2 separate regions of the Mus musculus genome follow, and region 1 is linked to region 2. Evidence: chromatin loops called from intact Hi-C (ENCODE). Cell type or tissue: heart. All regions are shown on one strand. Each heading gives the region's core, and the rest is flanking DNA. Links, peaks and the distances in the headings are about the cores only.

Region 1 (5,643 bases), core at 159-5,158, 72 kb after region 2:
GGTTGGGTGGCATAGCTCAGTTGCAGTGTACTTGCCTAGCATATATAAGGCCCTAGGTTCAACCTCAGTACAGCAAGATAGTAAACACAAAGAAGCCAGGTGTGGTGGAGCATGTCTGTATTCCAGGTACCTTAGAGGTGGTGGCAGAGGTATCTAGACTGTAGTGTCAGTCTTCGCTACATAGTGAATTTGAGGCTCAACAGGGCTACTTGAGATCAGAAAATAGGAAAAAAAAAAAGAAGAAAAATTAAATTCAAGAGATATAATTGTGCATTACAATTTTCAGCCTGCTTAAAAGATTAGCAGTGGAAGAAATCCACTAACACAAGGGCAGCATGAGCTGGAACAAATGAATTATGTCCCCTGTAAATAAGTCACTCATCCCTGAATCGTTTCCAGTATTCTTATTAGCAGTGGAGTAGGGACAGAGGAAGAGAGGCAGAAAACCACCTTTGGGTTCCCTCTCAAACGAAACACATTCTGACATACCATCTCCTTTAGAAAAGATCACTGCCCAGCAACCAAATCTCACCAAAGAAAAAAAAAACAAATGACTTCTGACAAGAAAAGACTCCAGACTCCAGGCTGCAAGCATGGTTTATTTCAAAGGATGTTTTCTCAAAATCCAGTCTTCCTTCTATTGCACAGTCTTGCAAGTTTAAATAAATGATCCTCTACTCCCCTCTTCAACAGAGACATAAAATGCTTTATAATATGAAAAACTTAGTCTTAAAAGATACCTAGTGGTCTAGTATTGTGTGCCTGTAGTCCCAGCACTCTAGAGGCAGTGGCTAGATTTTCAGCCAGAACTAGAGAGACCCCTCCCCGCCCCCCCCTTTTTTTAATCTATCTAAAGAATATCAACACCACCACAGAATGAAAAGCTAAGATTTAAAACTTAGTACACTGGCCTGGTTGTATCTAAATATAGTATAATGCACTTGAAATTTTTCCTGTTTCCTTCATGGAGACATGAAGTAGAGGATCAACAAAAGAAAATAGCATTCAGCCGCAGGCATTTCTGTAAGTTAACAAAGATGATCCTGAATAAAATAACAAGTAAGAATCTTGTGTGGTAATTGAAAGAGGACACAAACCTGAAAGAAAAAAAACATCTGGATAATTCTTCACTACAGTTTCCTTATAATAAAGGTATTTTCCCACATTTGGCCAGCTTTTCTAGTAACTTCACTTGATGTGGTTACAATGAATTCTTCATAATTCCAACAAGTATTTATTGACTGCTTTCAATCCGCCTAGCACTGCCCTGTACAATAAATGCTTTCTTTGGTCCCAGGCCATGGAACAGCCACTCTCTATAATCAATGTGTGTGTGTGCTGTGTGTGTGTAGGGAGGGGAAGGAAGGGGGAACTTCAAACTAAATGAGCTGCCTTTTTTTTTTTTTAAATTACAATTACATTTACCAACTCCACTCATTTCAAGTTTGAAGAACCTTTTTGAGCAAAGGTAGTTAATTTTATGGATAATAAAACTGACAGTTGGCAAATGTCTAATCTCATCTAAGGTCATTAAGCTGATCAATCTCCTACTGGCCCAGTGTGGTTTCTCCCAGATACCCTTCACGTCTCACTCATTGCAATCAAGCAAGGTGAACTAACACTCCACTAATCTCCCAGATAGCACAGTTAAACAGGCTTAAACCAGCAAGAGGTCTTGAAGCATTGCATAAAGCTGACAGCCGGCTGTTAATTTCTACTAGATCTTTTAACCACCGTCAAGCCGCCAGCGCTTTCGCTCAGCGTTGGGAGATGGAAAGACAGAAAAGCAAGTGATCCGGAAATGTTTTCGGAACCTCAAACCTGTACAGAGCTCAAGGTCTTCCGCGTCGTTTATCTCAAGATTCTCAAGGACCCAAGACGCCCGGAGAAGTAAACGACAGCAATAAAACGAAAACCACACAAAACACTTTCCCCTGCAACCACAGCAAATGGCGACAGGAGGGGGGGAGGGGGAGAAGAATCCAGACACGGGGATCACGTCCATTTGTGATCTTGTCCTCAGAAATGTTATACAAGGATGATGACATGAAAGAGCTCCCCACTGACCCCAGAGATTCGAGCACCGCCGGGACCCCGCAGGGCTCCTTTCCAAGTCCCCCCGGGTGGTCACACGGTCCACCCTCGCAGCCCGCCCGTCCTCCGAGAGTCCGCCATGAGACTCACCGTGAGTCTCCGGAGCGGCCTGGGGACGCCGGGCGACCAAGCACAGCTTGCTCTGGGTTCAACCCGACCGAAGGGCACTGCACACCGACATAGGCCCTCCCAATACCTCGCCACAGGCACAATGAGTCACAAAGACCGGAAGTAGGTCAGCACCTCATCTTCCGGGATCGAGTTGAGCTTCCGGGTCTCCTCTAGGAACACGGGAGGACTTTGCATCTCGGTTTCTGAATTTCTTGTTCCGAGTCTCCCTACCCAACACCCCCCCCCCCCCAGCCCTGATTGCCTGTCTTCAATTCCAGAGGTGACAGATAGAGATAAAGTGATCCTGTTTAGGGTGTTCAGGTTTTTTTTTTTTCCTGATGTAGTATTTTTCAGCTCTATATTTGTTACTTTCTTCCCCATCTTTTCCATCTTGGGCAGTTATCAATAATAGTAATTGTATGCCTGTGGCAGAGAAGCTGAAGCAAGGGTGTAGATGGAGTTAGATCAAAGCCAAGCCAGGGGTGTCTGGTTTCACAGATCAGCCCTGGTGAGGTTTGCCAGTTGAGTGCATGGTGTTTCCAGATATGTGGCCCGAGGATAAAAGACTATCTTTCAGTAAACAAGCTACTTACACTGGTTCTGTAGAATATGCTATTATAGCACTTTAAAAGGATCTTTCAGAGGAATTACAGACGCTCAACAATTACTGCCTTTATCTCTTTGCCTTGTGGGCAATACAGAAATGAGGCTCCACCTTATAGAAGGCTCTATATCAAAGGCAAGTCCACAAGGAAGAGACCATACAGCATGGGGGAGATAACTTTATAAAACAATACTCCAAAATTAAAAAGCAATTGAAGTATTGTTCCTTTTTTATTAATTGATTATTAATTAATTCACTTTACATCCCAATATCAGCCCCCCTTCTCCCAGTGATAGGTTATTTCTCCGCCAGTGAAACGAGCCCATTCAGGCTAGATTATATTATAATAAAGGCAGGTTTATTGGGAAGCTGCTCTTGGTAGAGTTCACTGGCCCCAAGGATTGAGGCAGGAGAGTTGCAATGGGAGGGGAGGCAGAAAGAGAAAGGGCTTACATGCAGAGAAAGAAGAGAAGGAGAAGGAGGAGAGCAAAATGTTTGGATTATAAAGGGAAGAGTCTCTGGGGAAGGGCAGCCCAAGCCCTGGGATGGAAAGTTCAAGGCTGGGGGCAGGGTATACCAGGTAGGATCTGAGGGATGCTGGGAGAACCTGAAGACCAGGTCTGTTTTGATATGTAAAATATTCATCTCAGTCCCCTCTTCTGGGGTCCAAAACCAAACACCCAAAACCGCCTTAGGCAAGTCATCCTCCAATTCCACCTTCCCCTATTTGCAGTATTGTTAAAGGAAACAAGGAGCCAGCCATTCACTTGGAGAAGTAGGAGAAACCTTTATTCATGCATGGACTACAAAGCACGCTTGTGCTTTGAAGGGTTCAGTCCCCTTGGCAGTTTCTTACAGCTTTTTGTAGGTCAGGTAGTGGGGTTGTCATCCATGTCTTTGTGACAATCTTAGAGTGGACTCTGATCCCCTTAATCATTAAAGGGAATTTAGTTAGGCACGTTTACAGGAACAAATAGCTAGCTAGGTAGATAATAATACACAAACACTTGGCAGGTAGCAATAAAATATACAAGCATTTGCAAATAACAACACATTTTGGCTGGTAAAAGATGTTTATCTTAGCAAACATAAATGGTATCTGCAACATGACCTTTGTCTGCTGTGACAAAATTTCTTTCAGACAGCTTCTGGCAAGTGTTTGTTTTTCCCAGATAAGAAGTAAGGGGTTTTTTGTTTTTTGTTTTTTAATAAGCAAACAAACTCCTCTAAGTAAAAGTTTAGCTCACATACAGCTTTTAGGCTAAGGTTTTTGTTTGTTTGGTTTTCCAGACAAAGGTTTTTCTGTGAAGCCCTGGCTGTCCTGGAACTTTGTAGACCAGGCTGGCCTCGAACCCACAGAGATCTTCCTGTCTCTGCCTTCAAAGGACTGGGATTAAAGGCTTAAGATTTTTATTGAGCCAGTATAACATGCTGTTGGCTGAGAAGACCTGCCCTAGAACACTTGTGGTGCTGTCCAGTGTGTTGAAGGTCCAGATGGAACAAAGATGGAAGGAGGAGGAAACGGACATTTATGTGTAAGCTTAATGATAATAATAATAATTATAATAATAACAATTCTTTTCTTCCTCCTCCTATTTGTCTTCCCCCTGCTCCTTCTCCCTCTCCTTCCCTGTGTGCATGTGTATCTATATGTGTGGGTGCAGGTGTGTTCATTGCATAGTGTCTATATAAAGGTCAGAGAACAACCTCAGGTGTCCATCAGTTCTGTCTTCCCTATTTAAGGTGTGGTCTTTTGTTTTTTTCTGTGCAGCCCTGGCTGTCCTGGAACTCATTCTGTATACCAGGTCTGGCCTTGAACTTACAGAGATCCACATGCCTCTGCCTCGAATGTGCTGGGATTAAAGGTAAAAGTTTAGCTCACATACAGCTTTTAGGCTAAGGTTTTTGTTTGTTTAGTTTTCGAGACAAAGGTTTCTCTGTGCAACCCTGGCTGTCCTGGAACTCTGTAGACCAGGCTGGCCTCGAACCCACAGAGATCTTCCTGCCTCAACTTGGCTGTCTTGACCAATGGTCTGGGGGATTACTAAAGTTTATCTGCTGGGGTTAGTCTCAAACTGCTGAGGCAGGAAGATTGTTAAGTTCAAAGTGAGTTCAAGGACAGCTTGGGAAACCTAAAAAGGAGGTGGGGCTGAATAGACTGTGGCTCAGCAGTTACGGAGTTAAGTTCTCTTGCAGAGGACTGGAGTTCAGTTCCTAGAATCCACATTGGGTTGGTCACAAACACCTGTAACTCCAGGTCCATGGAAGCCAAAGCTCTCTTCTGACCTCTTTGGGCACCTCATGTCCTCATGTGCATAAACCACACATAGACATACATGCACACATATAACTGAAAATTAAAATGAATTTTAGGAAAAGAATAGAGAGCTGTTGTCCTAGAATCAGCAGTCAACTTAGCACAGCCCCGAGTCACCTGGGAAGCGGGAGTCTCACCTGTGGAATTGCGTCTATCACATTGGTCTGTGGAACTTGTTTTGTTTTGTTTTGTTTTGTTTGTCGAGATAGGGTTTCTCTGTGTAGCCTTGGCTGTCCTGGGACTCACTCTGTAGACCAGGCTAGCCTCGAACTCAGAAATCAGCCTGCCTCTGCCTCCCAAGTGCTGGGATTAAAGGCGTGCGCCACCACTGCTGGCGGAACATTATTTTTATTGATGTGGGAGGATCTAGCCCACTGTGGATGCTGTCTCTGGGCTGGTGGGTCTGAGCTATGTAAGAACGGTAGCTGAGGACTGGAGCGATGGCTTAAAGGTTAGACTCACAAATAAAAAGAAAGGTAGCTCAGCCATCCAGTAAATATAGTGTTGTAGAGTTAAT
Region 2 (5,643 bases), core at 357-5,356:
TTGGGAGTTTTTATACTATAAACCTAAAGAGATTTCCATTAGAGGAAAAACTGAAGGAAGGGAAGGTCATCATTAGTGCTAACAGCAATTTAACAATATTCTTAAAACACTCAACCCCTGTCTAGAGCTCAAGGAAAGCTGGGTTCCCTTCATCTGTCTTGGAATGATTTTTTTTTTTTTTTGCAGATTTTAATAATGTATTAAAAAGTCAGGCAGTGGTGGAACACACCTGTAGTCCTAATACTCCGGAGGCAGAGGCAGGCAGATCTCTGGAGTTTGAGGCCAGCCTGGTCTACAAACCAAATGCCAGAACAGCCAGGGCTACACAGAGAAACCCTGTGTACTGGCTGATTTTATGTGTCAACTTGACTCAGGCTGGGGTTATCACAGAGAAAGAGCTTCAGTTGGGGAAGTACCTCCATGAGATCCAGCTGTGGGATATTTTCTCAATTAGTGATCAAGGGGGAAAGGCCCCTTGTGGGTGGGACCATCTCTGGGCTGGAAGTCTTGGGTTCTATAAGAGAGCAGGCTGAGCAAGCCAGGAGAAGCAAGCCAGTAAAGAACATCCCTCCATGGCCTCTGCATCGGCTCCTGCTTCCTGACCTGCTTGAGTTCCAGTCCTGACCTCCTTTGGTGATGAACAGCAATGTGGAAGTGTAAGCTGAATAAACCCTTTCCTCCCCAACTTACTTCTTGGTCATGATGTTTGTGCAGGAATAGAAACCCTGACTAAGACACCCTGCCTCGAAAAACAAAACAAGCTGGGTGTGGTGGGGCACACCTTTAATCCCAGCACTTGGGAGGCAGAGGCAGGAGGATTTCTGAGTTCGAGGCCAGCCTAGTCTACAGAGTGAGTTCCAGGACAGCCAGGGCTACACAGAGAAACCCTGTCTCGAAAAACAAACAAACAAACAAACAAACAAACAAACAAAACGAATGAAAGAAAGAAAAACAAAACAATAATAGTGTATAGAAGAACACCTTTGTTTTTTACTCTATTTTGAGTGTGTAAGTGTGTGTGTATGTGTGTGTATAATGTGCATACCCCAGCATAGGTCAGAGGACAGCTAGAGTTTCAGAATGATACCCTGTTTAATTAATTAATTGACTAAGTAAAAGAGTCTATTGGAACATGTTAGGCTTGGGCTTAGGACTAGTCAGGCTATACTGACTTGCAGAGCCTCTTTCTTCATCCTCACAGCTTCTGCAAAAAATAAAAAATAAACTCTGACCAGTCTGCAATCCTCACTTCCCCTAAGGCGGTGCACCAAACCCCAGCAATCGGCGGTTACAGGCGGCACATCTCATATGATAGACACGCATTAGCTAAAGAAACAAACTTTTCCTCTTTCCCTTGGAGCTAGAGTCATAGGTGGTTGTGAGTGTACAGACATGGGTACTGGGAAATGAACTCCAGTCCTGGAATAAGAGTGCGTGCCTCTATCGTGTACTATTGACTAGTCATTCATGACATGGAATGGGGTTACCTACCTCTCTAAAACCTGTAAGATGCAATAGTACTCCTTACTCCTGTTAGTCTCCCGGCCTGAAATCTCTTCACAACTTCCAGCACAATCTCTGTAGCATTAATAATGCTTAAAATAAATTGTTTACCCCCAAACCACAATATGTCTCAGGGTACCTCTTGAACCCCAAATGTGAGCCTTTATAGGAAGCTCATTTTAAATATGTGTTTGTTAATTATTATCATTTGTTTTGAGACCGAGTTTTAGTGTGCAATTGAGGCTGGCCTCAAACTTTTGACTATCTTTCTGTTTCAGGCTCTAAAGTACTGCAATTACAGATGTGTACCCCACGTCAGGCTCGTAAGTGCAGAATCACTTATGTGTCTCATGTAGCCCAAGCTGGCTTTGAACTCAGTATGTACTGAAGAACGAACTTGAGTCCTTGATCTTCCTGCCACCACCTCCCAAATGCTAGGAATACAGTACTGTACCATATTGTCTGGTTTATGCACCATTGGGGATGGGGACCCAGGGCTTCAGCCAGGCTAGTCAAGCAATCTAAAAGCAAAGCTGTGGGCTGGAGAGATGGCTCAGTGGTTAAGAGCACTGACTGCTCTTTCGAAGATCCTGAGTTCAAATCCCAGCAACCACATGGTGGCTCACAACCATCTGTAATGAGATCTGACGCCCTCTTCTGGGGCATCTGAAGACAGCTACAGTGTACTTAGATATAATAATAATAATAAGTAAATCTTTAAAAAAAAAAAAAGTACTGGCTGCTCTTCCAGAGGACCCAGATTCCATGCACTCATATGGCCACTCATTACCGTAACTCCAGTTCCAGAAGATGTGATGGCTTCATCTGACCTATATCTGAATCAGGTGTGTGTGTATGTGTGTGTGTATGCAGGAGAAAAACACTCATTAAAATACTAAATCTTCAAATAAATATTAAATCTATTAAAATAATTTTTTGTCTTGCTTTTTTTGAGACAGGGTTTCTCTATGTAGCCCTGGCTGTCTGGAACTCACTCTGTGACCAGCCTGGCCTCGAACTCAGAAATCTACCTGCCTCTGTCTCCCAAGTGCTGGGATTAAAGGCGTGCACCACCACTGCCTGGTTAAAATAAATCTTTTAAAAACTGAGTGCTGAGTGCTTTAAAAAAAAACCCATGGTGCTATTTTGGATATAATATCATTAGCACCAACATAAATTCCAAATTTTAAAAATATAACTATTATACTTATCAAGCAGTGGAGAAATCATGTTAAAAAGGTAATCCTTTTTTCTACTATAAGAAGTTTTGAAATAAAATATTTTCTTAATTAGTGAGAATGTTCAAAATAATTAAAGAAAAATTGATGAGTAAAAAAAAAAAAACAAAAAAACAAAAAAAAAAAAAAAACAAAAACGGGGGCTGGAGACATGGCTCAGTGGTTAAGAGCACTGACTGCTCTTCCGGAGGTCCTGTGTTCAAATCCCAGCAACCACATGGTGGCTCAAAACCATCTGTAACAAGACCTGACTCCCTCTTCTGGTATCTGAAGACAGCTACAGTGTACTTACATATAATAAATAAAATAAATCTTAAAAAAAAAAAAACCAGAAAAACAAAACAAAAACCAAAACCCATGGTGCACTTTTATTTATTTATTTTTTTGTTTGTTTGTTTTGTTTTGTATCATAGGCCAGGCTGGCCTCACAGAGATCTGCCTGACTGTGCTTCCCCAGCGCTGGGATTAAAGGCGTGCGCCATCACGACCAGCCAATGGTGCACATTTATATTAAAGGATTCTTCAAGTTTCATATATTTGCTATGGAGGTGATGGTGTACTCTCTCTCTTGCTATGGAGGTGATGGTGTACTCTCTCTCTCAGAGCCACTAGAACTTGTGCCCTGAATTTCCTGGACCTCCAACTTCTTCAGCTTACGCATCGTCCCTTCCCAACCTGGCCAGCAAGTGGCGCAGTCTGGTGCCCTTGTTTCCCAGCACCATCGAGAACAGCACCATCAGCGTACCATCGAGAGATGAAGACCTCCCATTTTCCTAGAGAGAGCAAGTGGGCATTTGTTGTCCTGGGTGGTGAGAAAGGACGACCCGGAAACGATATGGGGAGGGGCAGTTTCCGTTCTTTGTTCTGTTCTCCGTTGTGTGGGTCTGTAACAGGGTCCAACAGGACCTGTTTCGTGTCCGGCCCCCTAAGTCTTACGTCCCTGTCCCCAGGGTGAGTGGGGCCATCTCCCGGACTCGCGGTGAGGTGGAAGTTGTGGTCTCCGGGGAAGGGGGTTGGTGTTCACACGTCCGCGGCCCGCCGGGGTTCTGGGCCCACCTTCCTCCTGCAGTCGCTGTCCAGCTCCGCAACCCTAGCTGCAGGCGCGCAGCGTGATCCCGGGTGTCGCGTAATGGGACTCCGGGTCTGCTTTTGTGTCTCTTACCGTCCCCAGCCCCAGTGTTTAAAATTCCTAGCGTCGCTACGGAGGTCTCCCTCTCTTTAAAACAACTGATGACAGATTGCCACCCTAACTTGGTACTCTCAGCACACCGATTTCTGTGTGAGGGCAGGAGAAGGAAGTTTTTCCTTAATTGGATCGGAAAACCAGACAGTAGTTCTGGGTCGCAGTGAGAACTAGGGCTTGGGAGGAGGTGCGAACTCGGGTCCTCCGTAACCTCACCAAGATCTCATGTCCTATGGCTATGAATAGGGTTTTTTTGTTTTGTTTTTTGTTTTTTTTTTTAAGCTTACTGACTGATACCTTTTCGTGGACATGCTGGGGCCGGCTCCCTGCAGAAGTGGCCGAGTATGTCCAGTGCATTAGCTGGCTAAAACATTGAGAACCTAGTTGAACACAGAGAACCTTAGTCCATTTCAGCTCTCTTAGGGTGTACTGAAAAGACAGTATGTGATGGTCTTTGCTGGTAGTTCCTAGCACATTCCTTTACCCTCCGTACTTCTTAAGTACCTATATTAGACATAAACTGAACCCGATTTCCCCATTTTGACCCCTTAATCATACAGAACTGGTAGAACCTAAAACAGAAATTCTCAACCTTCCTCATGCTATGACCTTTTAATGCAGTTTCTCATGTGATGACCCCCAACCGTAAAGTTATTATTGTCACTACTTCATAACCGTATTTTTTTTGCTACTGATAAGAACAGTAATGTAAATATCTGTGTTTTCCAATAGTCTTAGGTAACCCCTGTGAAAGAGTCATTCAACTTTCAAAGGGGTCACGACCTACAAGTTTGAGAAACAATGACCTAATGTGAATTTCCAGGAATTAGCCAAATTGGCTTGCTCACATCTAATCCCAGCACAGAGGCAAATGAAGCAAGGCCAACTTGTCCTATACAGTGAATTCCAAGCTAGTCTGGGCTATAGCCTGATTCTTACCCAATAAAGAAAGACCAAACCAAACAAACAAAAACCTCAGAACTGCACAAAAGGTGCTAAGTTTCCAGTCATCGCTACCTTAATCCTATAGTGAGTTACTCCAAAGAAAGAGGAAAGGATCCAGGAGGCGAAGCCTCTCTTGACCTGTGCTTACAGCCAGGTGGTCTTTAATCCCAGCACTCGGGAGGCAGAGGCAGGCAGATTTCTGAGTTCGAGGCCATCCTGGTCTACAAAGTGAGTTCCAGGACGGCCAGGGCTATACAGAGAAACCCTGTCTCCAAAAAACCAAAAAAAACCCCAAATCAACAGGGCAAGAGAAAGGCCCTGCCCACACCTGGATGGTTTTACTCTGTAGTTTGTTGTTTTCGAGACAGCTCTCTCTCCCCGTAGCCCTGGCTGTCCTTGAACTCTCTATGCACACTAGGCAGGCTTTAAACTCTGATCTGTCTACTTCTCTGCCTAAGTGCTGGGATCGAAGGCGTGCATCATCATGCCCAGCTTTTAAGCTGTGTGTGTGCATGCCTGTTTCTCTGAGGTAGAGACTAAGTTGGCACCATCCTGTCTCAGCCTCGTAGGTGATAGAATTTCAGGCCTGTGCCACCTATGCCAAGTGGTTCACCTTTTTTGTTGTTGTTTCAAGACAATTTTTCTCTGTAGCCCTGGCTGTCCTGGAACCTCTGTAGACCAGGGTGGCCTCCAACTTACTGCCTGCCTCTGCCTCCCGAGTGCTGAGGTTAAAGGTGTGCAGCACTACCACCCAGCAAAATATTTTAACGGTAT

What was found. A loop is a pair of places that touch in the nucleus more often than their neighbours do. Peaks named below come from ENCODE experiments on the same cell type or tissue, not always from the same donor. Only the 100,000 strongest peaks of a DNase experiment are listed, where the experiment ranks them.
Region 1: a loop joins it to region 2, with 6 times the contacts of the local background. A loop is called at or near these places in 11 of 42 quality-filtered maps.

Annotation. Positions count from the first base shown.
Region 1 is chr5:138,081,773-138,087,415 of GRCm38, reverse strand. It overlaps Zkscan1 (zinc finger with KRAB and SCAN domains 1), which reads right to left and starts at 2,332. Exons shown (of 6, transcript NM_133906.4): 1 at 2,185-2,332. In heart, for the core only: no CTCF peak of the experiment used is centred there; a DNase peak (open chromatin) is centred at 2,315; H3K4me3 peaks cover 2,422 bases; H3K27ac peaks cover 1,698 bases.
Region 2 is chr5:138,153,679-138,159,321 of GRCm38, reverse strand. Zfp113 (zinc finger protein 113) reads left to right here and starts at 3,578. Exons shown (of 5, transcript NM_019747.4): 1 at 3,578-3,692. In heart, for the core only: a CTCF peak has its summit at 3,420 (motif pointing right); a DNase peak (open chromatin) is centred at 3,551; H3K4me3 peaks cover 1,694 bases; H3K27ac peaks cover 1,267 bases.